2 separate regions of the Homo sapiens genome follow, and region 1 is linked to region 2. A link is a loop called in an ENCODE intact Hi-C map of the cell type or tissue named here. Cell type or tissue: GM12878. All regions are shown on one strand. Region 1 overlaps LHFPL1 (LHFPL tetraspan subfamily member 1). Region 2 has its middle 49 kb from the start of MIR4329.

Region 1 (5,000 bases), 89 kb before region 2:
GAAGGGAAGAAGGGCATTCCCAGCAAAGGGAGTAACACATGCAAAGTTGCAAAGGGGTGGAGGAACATGGTATTTTCGAGGTGGCTGGGCAAGAGAAGAAGACAGGGTGGTGATGGAAGTGATAGCCAGAGTCCCTGTAGGCCTTGCTAAAGAATCTGGACTTTATCCTGAAGGCAATGGGGAACCACTGCTAAAGAAGGATAATGACATCAGATTTGCATTTTAGAAACATCAGTTTGTCCACAGGATGGGAGATAGATAAAGGCGTTGATGTGCAGTACCTTTGTGGAACAGGGAGAGAGAGAGTCAGGGGCTATTTTCAGTAACCTAGATGAGAACTTACATAAAGAGAAGGAAGATAGATTCTAGAGTTCTCATTGTGTGTCTTAGCGTAACAACAGTAATTTACTCCTTCTGACGACACTACACATTTGTGATTGACATCATTATGGCTGCTTTTGTTAGATTCCATCTGTGTGTGTGTGTGTGTGTGTGTGTGTATGGATCATGTCTCCTCAAATTAACTACAGGCTTGTTGAAGACTATATCCTTAAATTCTTTGTAGTTTTTACAATGCCTTATTCAGCATCTTGAATACAGTGAATGTTCAGAATATGCTTTTTGAGTGACTGTTATTAATTTTTGACATAATCCTTGAACATTCAAGAATGCTAGAAAGCCAGACCCAGTGAGCTGATTTACCTCAGGACTCAGAAGTGCATGTTCCCTCATTCTAGCCATTAAATTAGCCCCATACCAGCAATGCCAGCTTTGAACATTAGCTATTTCCATCCATGCTTTATCAGCCAACGGATATACACCACAGAGACTTTTCCAGGTCCAAGGTTCCTGGGTAATGACAAATGCCACAAATAATACCACCCAATATGAGTTTAGTACTTTATCATTTTTAAGGTATTTTGTGATCCATTATCTCATTTATTTATTTTTCATTTGTTTTATTCATTCGTCAAGTCCCAGCCAGAGGCAGGAATTATTATAGAGGAAAGAATCGAACAGCCAGATAAAGTGTCTGACCAAGGTCCCCACTTAGAGAAAATAGAGACTGAGCCCAGGTCTGTGTGTGCTCAGGAAGTCAGTGTGGTACAGGGAGAAGAGTCTGGGATGAGAGTTACAGGGAACTGTGCTAGAAATCACGTCCTTTCACAAAATGAACCTGTGAGGCAAGCCATTTCTCCTTTCTGTGTTTCAGCTTCTCCGTGAGTAAAATGGAAGTGATACCACCTATCTCACAGAGCAGCTCTGAAGGCCAAAAAGATGACACATACAAAGCACTTAGCACCATGCCTAGAATAATTAATACTTCTCAGATCCTCTTTATCTCAGCTCAACACACTCCCAACTGGTCCAACAAGTTCCCAAAAGTGTCTGAGAGAGCTGTAAAATACAGATTCCTAGGCTCCACTCCAGATCTACAAAATTAGTATGTCTGGGGAGAAGGCCCAGATGATTCTGATACACATTTCCATGGGGAACCACTGGATAGGACCATATCATTAGCCCACATCAGTCTAACTTTCAGAGGAAAAGCAAGAGGAATCCACATTTTTTGGAAACCTACACTGTGCTTGATGCAGTGCTAGCAGCTTTCACTTGAAAGATACATTTGTCTCTTTCTCATAATTTCTCACAGTTCACCAGGGTGAGGCTAGGTGACAATGATTTGAAAAAGTTATATGACACAGAACACAGATATAACATATATTTTCATCCCTGTAACTCTAGCCTCGCCAGGGAATTGCTCCTGGGATTACAGTTGACCCTAGTTTTCCTCCTGGTTCCTGCGTTTGAAACCCATTTCACTTTATTAAAAAACCTTCTATATTGTCCAACCTATACTAATAACAATAGTAATACTATCAGTTAATGTCAGGCCAAGCAGCTCATGCCTGTAATCCCAGCACTTTAAGAGGCCGAGCTGGGCAGCTTAGATGAGTCCAGCAATTTGAGACCAGCCTGGGCAACATGGTGAAGCCCCGTCTCAACAAAAAATATTAAAAAAAATAAATAAAAATTTATATTTTTTGTTGAGACGGGGCTTCACCATGTTGCCCAGGCATTAACTGGAAGAAACAGAAACAAGGAATTAAGTGTGTTCACATTCTTTGATCTAAGGACTAGAGGCAGGACTGAGAAAGCAGCAGAGAATGAATTCACCTGACTTTACTGCCATCGTGTGGTCGTCTCATGCATAGACAACTGGCTCACAATTCTGCATTCATTTTTCCAGTCATTGAGCCTACTAGGCCCTCTGCAAGGCAATGTGAAAATAAGGCCAATTGAATCAGAAGACCTGACCTTGAGGCTATTGTAACAGCCTTGCTTTCCTCTGGAGTCACCAAGCTGGAAGTCACCTTAGTCACCAACTACTCCAGGGGTGAGCACCTCATTCTCATGCAGACTATGTCAGAAAAGATAGAAATGTTTATAAGCACCGTCATTATTTTTCTATTCAAAATGAAAGTAGCTTAGTGGCCTATGGGATGTATAGAGTCTCATTACTTTAAGCACCTCACTATTTTTAATAGAAGATGATCAGTGAGAAAATCTAATGGTAAATTAGCTTTCTAATCTGTTATGCCTTGTACCTGTAGAGCATTGTTTTCATAAAGCACATTTATCTGCATGTTGTCATGTTATGGCCAAAACAATTTTGGAAGGTAGGTATATTAGTCCATTCTCATGCTGCTATGAAGAAATACCTGAAACTGGGTAATTTAAAAAAAAAAAAAAAAAAAGCCGGGCGCAGTGGCTCACGCCTGTAATCCCAGCACTTTGGGAGGCTGAGACGGGTGGATCACGAGGTCAGGAGTTCGAGACCAGCCTGACCAACATGGTGAAACCCTGTCTCTACTAAAAATACAAAAATTAGCCGGGCGTGGTGGTGCATGCCTGTAATCTCAGCTACTCAGGAGGCTGAGACAGAAGAATTGCTTGAGCCTGGGGGTCAGAGGCTGCAGTGAGCCGAGATCGTGCCACTGCACTTCAGCCTGGGCTACAGAGCCAGACTCCGTCTCAAAAAAAAAAAAAAAAAAAAAGAAAAAGAGGTTTACTTGACTCACAGTTCCACATGGCTGGGGAGGCCTCAGGAAACTTATCATCATGCCAGAAGGCACCTCTTCACAGAGCAGCAGGAGAGAGAATGAGTGCAAGCAGGGGAAATGCCAGATGCTTATAAAGTCATCAGATCTTGTGAGACTCGCTTATTATCATGAGAACAGCATGGGGGAAACTTTCGCCATGATTCAGTTATCTCCACCTAGTCCTGCCCTAGACACGTGGGGATTATTACAATTCAAGGTGAGATTTTGATGGGGACACAGAGTCAAACCATATCAGTAGGTATTATCATCCTCACTTTAGTCGTGGGGAAACAGGTTTAAAGAAGTGAAATTACTTATCTATGGTGATACAGTCAGATAGCAACAGAGCCACCCTACAATTTGTTCGTTCCATTCAGTGCAACACTGAGCATGCCAAGCACTACGGACGTGCGGTTGAAATCATGTCCTGTCACAAACTTAACCTCTGGGGCAAGTCATCAAACCTTTTTGAGTTTCAGCTCCCCATGAGTAAAACAGAAGCGATACCAACTACCTCCTCACAGAGCAGCTGCTTAAGTTGCCTTTTAACTGACTGATTCCCCCACTGCCTGCTCCAGCTCAGCACAGCTTCTTCTCTGGCTGGATACTCCTCTCTGTGTGGGCTAGATGGGCAACTAAAAAATCTTAAGCAACACCTAAGCCATGGATTTTCAAGGACTGCCTGCCAGGGCATTCTAGCTGATGCTGCAGGAAAATTGTGAGGGGCGGATGGCCTCCTATGGATGAGTTGCTTTGGACAATCCCTTTGGCCAATCTCTGGCCCCTCCTTCCATGGGTGGGTATTACTTTCTTTTTTTTTCTTTTCCTCTATAACTTAATCTTGATGGGGTGGGTATTACTAAAAAGCTCCTCTCCTCTAGAAGGGATGCCTTAAGTAGATTGCTTTAGTTTTTATTGTACATTTTTAACATATACAATATGATGTTTTTATATACCTATAGTGAAATGATTACTACAGTCAAGCAAATTAGCATATATTTCTCCTGTTTGTGTGTGTGTGTGTGTGTGTGTGTGTACACATTAAGAGGACCTGATATCTGCTCTTCTGTTATTTAAATACAAAATAGGTAGACGTGAAATTAGATCAAAGACCTCACCATAAAAGTAGGCATATCACAACACAGGGAGCTAGGCATGTATCTGGGGCCTCTGAGTACTTATCGATCTAGTCCAATGCTCTCTATGTGAAAACAAGGAAACTAAGGGTCAGAGTGCCAAAGTGAGGTGCCCAGGCAAGCTTAGGAAAATCAAAACCCAGGTGCCCTGATACCCTGGCCATGGTTGTTTCTACCACACTTTGATGCCCTGCTATGGGCATGGAAATGTATTAGACTGCTTCTTTGTGCTGTGGTGAGCACAAGAAAACAAACTGTCCATAAAGAAGGAAACTGACAGAAAGAAAAGGTAACAGGAAATGCCTGGAAACTGAACCCACAAAGGTCAAACCCCAAGTCACCATAAAAGGCTTTGAACTGGCAAGAATGAGCAGAAATGATGGGAGAGCAAAGGAAATGAACCTCCAGGAGAGGAAACACAGGGAGCACACACATGGCTTTTGGGTAGCCTCTACTGCAGGCCTTTGCCAAGTGTGTGTTGGAGGGGGTCCCTCCTTCCCTCCCAGAAGCCAAGTCTGGGGCATCCCCTCCAAAAAGGCTCTTGAGACCTAGGCTGCTACTAATAGCAAGTTACATATAATGCAGCCTATTGTGCTTTGTATGTGTCTATACTTCACTTAATCTTCTCATTAACCCTACGGAGAGAAATACTATTACCAATCCTCATTAATGGAGGCTTGCACAACTTGTAAATGGTAAGGCTCATATTTGAACCCAGGTCATTCTACTATTAACCTGTGCATTTAGCCTTCATGCTGCA
Region 2 (5,000 bases):
CTGATATAGTTTTCCATTATTACTTACTTAGCTCAGAGATATAAAACTGAAGGGATTCTTAAGGGAAATGTATATTAACTTTTTCTAGAGAGCTTTAAAAATAAGAGAGAATCTCATTGTACATGAAGAATCCTGTCACAGTCACAATCAGAAGGGAGTTTGTTATACTTTAGAGATCATCTGATCCAAGCACTCATCATATAGATGTGAAAATAGTTGACAAAATTTAAGTAACTTATCTAAGAAGTTAGCAACAAAGTAAGGACTAGTATCTAGGTCATTTGACTCATTGTATTCTTTCCGTCAAGCACATAACAATATTGGACTCTACAGTTGCTTGCAGGTCCTGCTGTCTAGCCAGCCACAGAGGGATGTTAAATAGCAAAATGTTATTATCCTTATCCTGACACCAGAAATTAGTGGAAGTTTGGACATATATTATACGCTTAATTCAGTATCAAGGTTTGGGGTTCACACCCATCATTATTTTCTCACAAGTAGTGAAAGTGAGGCATCTCTGTTAATTTAAGTCTTTATTTTAATTATTCTGGGGCTACACTTTGCCTGTTTTCTTCAGAGGCAAAAGAAAAGGCCCCCTGGTCCACTAGGGTCCAAAGCGTAAGCTTGTCCAAAAAGTCCATCACTTCCCAGGGCTTCAGTTTCCTCATATGTAAAGATAGATTGTTTAATTAGATTAATCAATTTTCAGTTTGAAAAGCAGTTATTTAGTACCTACTCGGTGGCAAATGTTGTGCTAGACACTCGTGCTATATACCAACAGGAGACCAACAAGCCCCTATCTCTGTTGAGATTAAAAGTCCAGTAAGGAAGCAGACACACCCATTATATTACAAGTGTAGCTGTGTTACCATTTGTGCAATAATAGCAATATCTACACGGTGCCACAGAGGAGACAATAACCACCGGTAATGTGGCAGATTTCAAAAAGCGGGTAATGTTTTAGCTAGATCTTGAAGTATGTGTAGTAGTTTCATAGGTGAAGAATTTGCAATAGAGCATTCCAGGCAGGAGAAACAGCATTCACAAAGGTAAAGAAGCATCAAAGTGCCTGGTAGGTTTGGGTAATATCAAGAAATTTGAAGTGACCAGAATTGAGAGTGTCTAGTAATGGTAGCAGTTAACATTTATTGAGCATTTCGTATGAACCAGGAACTGTTCTGTAATCAGTAAAAAAAAAAAAAAAAAAAAAAAAGAGAGAGAGATATTTTGCTTTCTTTTAAAACTGATAGTATTTTACATTTACTCTACATCTCAATTAAAACCAAACACATTTCAGATGCTCAAAAGCCGTTTGCAGTTTGTGACTGTTATATTGGACAATCCAGCCTAAGTGAAACTTTTTGTTGTGCTCTAGTGTTTTTGTTATTGTGGTTTTTGTTGCTCTTTTTTCGTTTCGTTTTGTTTTGTTTTCTGTTTCTACAATCACAGTTCACATGGTCATCCAAGGTGATTCCCTGTGGACTCGGAAAACTCAGAGATTCCCTAACCAACCTATTATGTAGTCTTAAAATGTACTACCCTTTGGGTCAGGTTAATTGACCTTTTTCTGGGCTGCTTTGGAATTTTTGAGCTTATCCAGTAGGCAAGTGAATGCATTATCTGTGCCTCAGTATAAGCTTAATAGCAAGAGATATGCAGGTGATTACTTCATCAGCACATAGTGGTAGTTGAAACCATGGGAATGGATGAGGTCAGCCACAGAACATGTGTATACACTGCAGAATGAGAAGACAAGTGGACTGAGGGTCTCAGAGAAGCAACCAACACTCAAGGGGAGAGCAAAGGAAGAGAAATGGTCAAAAAATTAGGAGCAGAGCCAGGAACAGAGTGGTATCTCAGGAGACAAGGAAGGAGAATCTTTAAAGACAGGAATAGGCAACCATATTGAAACTTCCTTTGCAAAAATTATAACAGTGAGAAAATTATGGTAGTAAAGGAGATCTGATCTAACCAACCCCTCATCTTGCTTTGAGCCTTCAAGCTGCCCTTAATTATTCCTGGCCTTGGGCCAAGCTAACTTCGGGATACATTTAGTTTATAGTTTAAATAATAATAGCACTTCCTCAAAATGCAACTGCCTTTGAAAAGTTAAGGAGAGACCACCAGGCTAAGAGGATAAGAGGAGCCTGAATTCTGCCAAGGTATTGACATAAATGATTACTCACCATTATTCCAGAAGCTACAAGATATGCAACTTCCCCAATTACTCCTGCAGATAACATAATTATTGTAGAACCTAAGATTGGCCTTTTGAGATGTCTTTTCAGGTTTGTTGCATGTCTGATAACCAATGGCTCCACCTGGACCTGCCAACTGCTCCTGTGGTCCCACCCAAAAGTGACTCAGTGGGCATGAGAACCATTTCTTATGCCCCTATGATTGCATCCCCAACCAACTGGCAACAAGCACCCATTGCCTGGCCACCCCACCTCTCTTCCCCCCAACTATCCTTGAAAAACCCTAGCCTCCAAATTTTCAGGGAGGCTGATTTGATTTAGCCAGCTCTACATGTGTGAAACTCTTTCTCTATTGCAATTCCCCTGTCTTGATAAATCGGCTCTATGTGGGCAGCAGGCAAAATGAACCCATTGGGTAGTTACAATATCAACTGCTGTAGAGAGGTCATGATGATTAAGAAGTTTATCAGCTCTATCATTATACAATTCCATAATCATTAGCGAATGTGTTTTTAAAGAGAAAAAAGTCAAATGTGTTAAAGAAAGTAAAGATGATGTATCCCCCATGAAACTGCCTGCATTAAAATTTTCATTTTAGCTAAAAGCTCCCTCTTGTGTCCAGAATGGAGATTTTCTTGAGAGTTGATGAAAAGGCTTTAAAAACATCTGCTGATGTATATCTTTCGTAATATTCTTTTGTAATATTAATTTTTGCCAATAAATATGTATTAATTTTATAATCAAACAGAAACAATATAACGAAATTTTTAAAACAAGATGGTGTTTTTGCTCTAGACTTAGGGCTTCTGTAGAAAGTCATCATGTGAACACAAAAAATTCCAGTAAGTATCTGATACCTTTTTCAAAGGAGTAGCGAAAGTTCTTTGAGAGTCAGTAACTTCTGGGAAAGACTAACATGTTTAACAATCAGCTCAGGTGATTCAGATTCATACTACAGTTTGAAAACTATGTCTTTATGCCCTCAAGCTATCATGTCTCCACTAAAAGTAGAAAAGAAAAAAGTCCTCCCTTAGAAGAATCCAGCAGATCTGTAAGGCTGACAGTCCAGACACAGAGAGTAGAGTACCAGTGGAAGTTGCCGGAAGCAGAGGCGCTAGCTTTGTTTGTTTCACTGTTGGAGGCTCTGGGAAATTAGGGAAAGAACAGAGTCCTAGGAAGCTAGAGGACTAGGGGCTAATATCAGCTCTGCCTCTAAATGGCTGCATGTGTAACCTTGCACAAGGCACTTCCTTTTCCAGGTCTCAGATTTTCCTTTGATGGGACCCTTCTAATTCATGATCTAAGAGTCACACCACGAAAGAGGCAAGACTGTAAAGCAGGCAATGTCTCCCATCCTCTCATCTTACCTGTTTTCACGGCTACTATCCCCATGGAAGCCCAAGGTCCTGATGCCACCCACCCTAAACTGTTGAGTACTCTCTACTTCAACACCTTGTGCAAATGAAAAGCAACTTGGACCAGCCTCCTCCCCATGTTGAAGTGTATCTGGCAAACAAGAAACAGTTAACAGTGGTCCAGTGGTTACATTTTCAAAAGGATCTAAGGGTTGTTGCGGAGGAGGGAGTAGAGACCTTTTGTTGTATACTTGTTGTTAGGTATGGGTTGAGTTTTTGTTTGTTTGTTTTTACCATGTATACATTGTATGTGTACAAGTATGCATGTTCATATATGGGTGTTAAGCAACAACATACTTTGCCTGCCAATTGAAATTCCTTGCTCTCATAGCCAAACACAGTTGAGAAAAGTGAATTCCCAGTGAGTTTTTACTGATACCATACAATGGTAGAATAATATATACAGTCCAGGAGCATTGCCATTGCTACATGGGACTCAAACAAATTTCTTACGAAAAGGAGTTTATTTGACATTATGGGCTAGTTACCGTGCTAGGTCCTAGAATGAGAACCTAGGGTGAGCTGATTCCAAAGCCTGTCTTATCTTCATTATATCATGTATTTTTCTTGACTCCACAGTAAGGAATGGAAAGGCTGTGGCTAAAAGAAAGATCACATATTTAATGCATTGCTGAGTGGAGAAACAGGGAAAAGCAAATTAGGTAGGTGTGGAGCCTGGGGACACTAGTATTCAAGTTTTCTTCAGTGGTTCCTCTTCCTTATTTCTCCCTCTTCTTCTTTTTTCCAGGTCTTTCATTTCTTCACCTTTTCTTCCCTTTTCTTCTCCTTTTCTTCCCTTTTCTTCTTTTCTCTTTTTGTCAAAGACTGTAAAAGAAAAATTTCTCTTACCCTCATCTCCTACAAGCAGAGATCAATAGAGTGGCAATAGCAATAGGGACTTAGCGCTGATTAAGGTTGATGTATTGGGTGTGGTAGCCTATAGCCTCGCAAGGGTATAACAAGATCACCTCAACTGATCAATTGAGGTCTTGCCTTGGATGTGAGCAAAGCTGTGGTGCATTAAAGAGTAGCAGTTTCATAGGGAGAGGCAGTTAGGGGTAGGTTACTGGAACATTGACTTGAGTTTTTATTATTATTATTGTTATTCTACTCAATTTAATGATGTACTAAAAAAAGGTACGTGAGAACAAAGGATTCTATGCTCTACTTATGAAAAAGATCAAGGGTTACATTTGGATTGGACTGTTACTACTCACTAGTGATTGGGAAGGAAACAGCTTCATGGGGTTTAGGACACATCTGGGCATTAACCATTACAAGTACAAAGCACACACAGAAACAAAAACAGTGCATGTCAGCAACAATGCACATTGTCTCTTCTCTTTCTCTCTACCCTCCCTTTCTCTCTAGTCCTCCTCCTCTTTCT

What was found. Hi-C counts contacts between places; a loop is a spot of excess contacts. Peaks named below come from ENCODE experiments on the same cell type or tissue, not always from the same donor. Only the 100,000 strongest peaks of a DNase experiment are listed, where the experiment ranks them.
Region 1: it touches region 2 in a loop (5-fold over the local background); 3 of 110 quality-filtered maps call a loop at or near these places.

What each region holds. Positions count from the first base shown.
Region 1 is chrX:112,640,341-112,645,340 of GRCh38, forward strand. The region is part of intron 3 of LHFPL1 (LHFPL tetraspan subfamily member 1); the gene reads right to left. Among named protein-coding and RNA genes, the nearest start is that of LHFPL1, 37 kb to the right of the region's middle. RefSeq lists enhancers at 1,208-1,257, 3,726-3,775. In GM12878, a CTCF peak has its summit at 2,200 (motif pointing left); DNase peaks (open chromatin) are centred at 1,214, 2,202 and 3,521; H3K4me3 peaks cover 248 bases; H3K27ac peaks cover 3,118 bases.
Region 2 is chrX:112,729,173-112,734,172 of GRCh38, forward strand. No RefSeq gene overlaps it. Among named protein-coding and RNA genes, the nearest start is that of MIR4329, 49 kb to the right of the region's middle. In GM12878, a CTCF peak has its summit at 2,821 (motif pointing left); no DNase peak of the experiment used is centred here.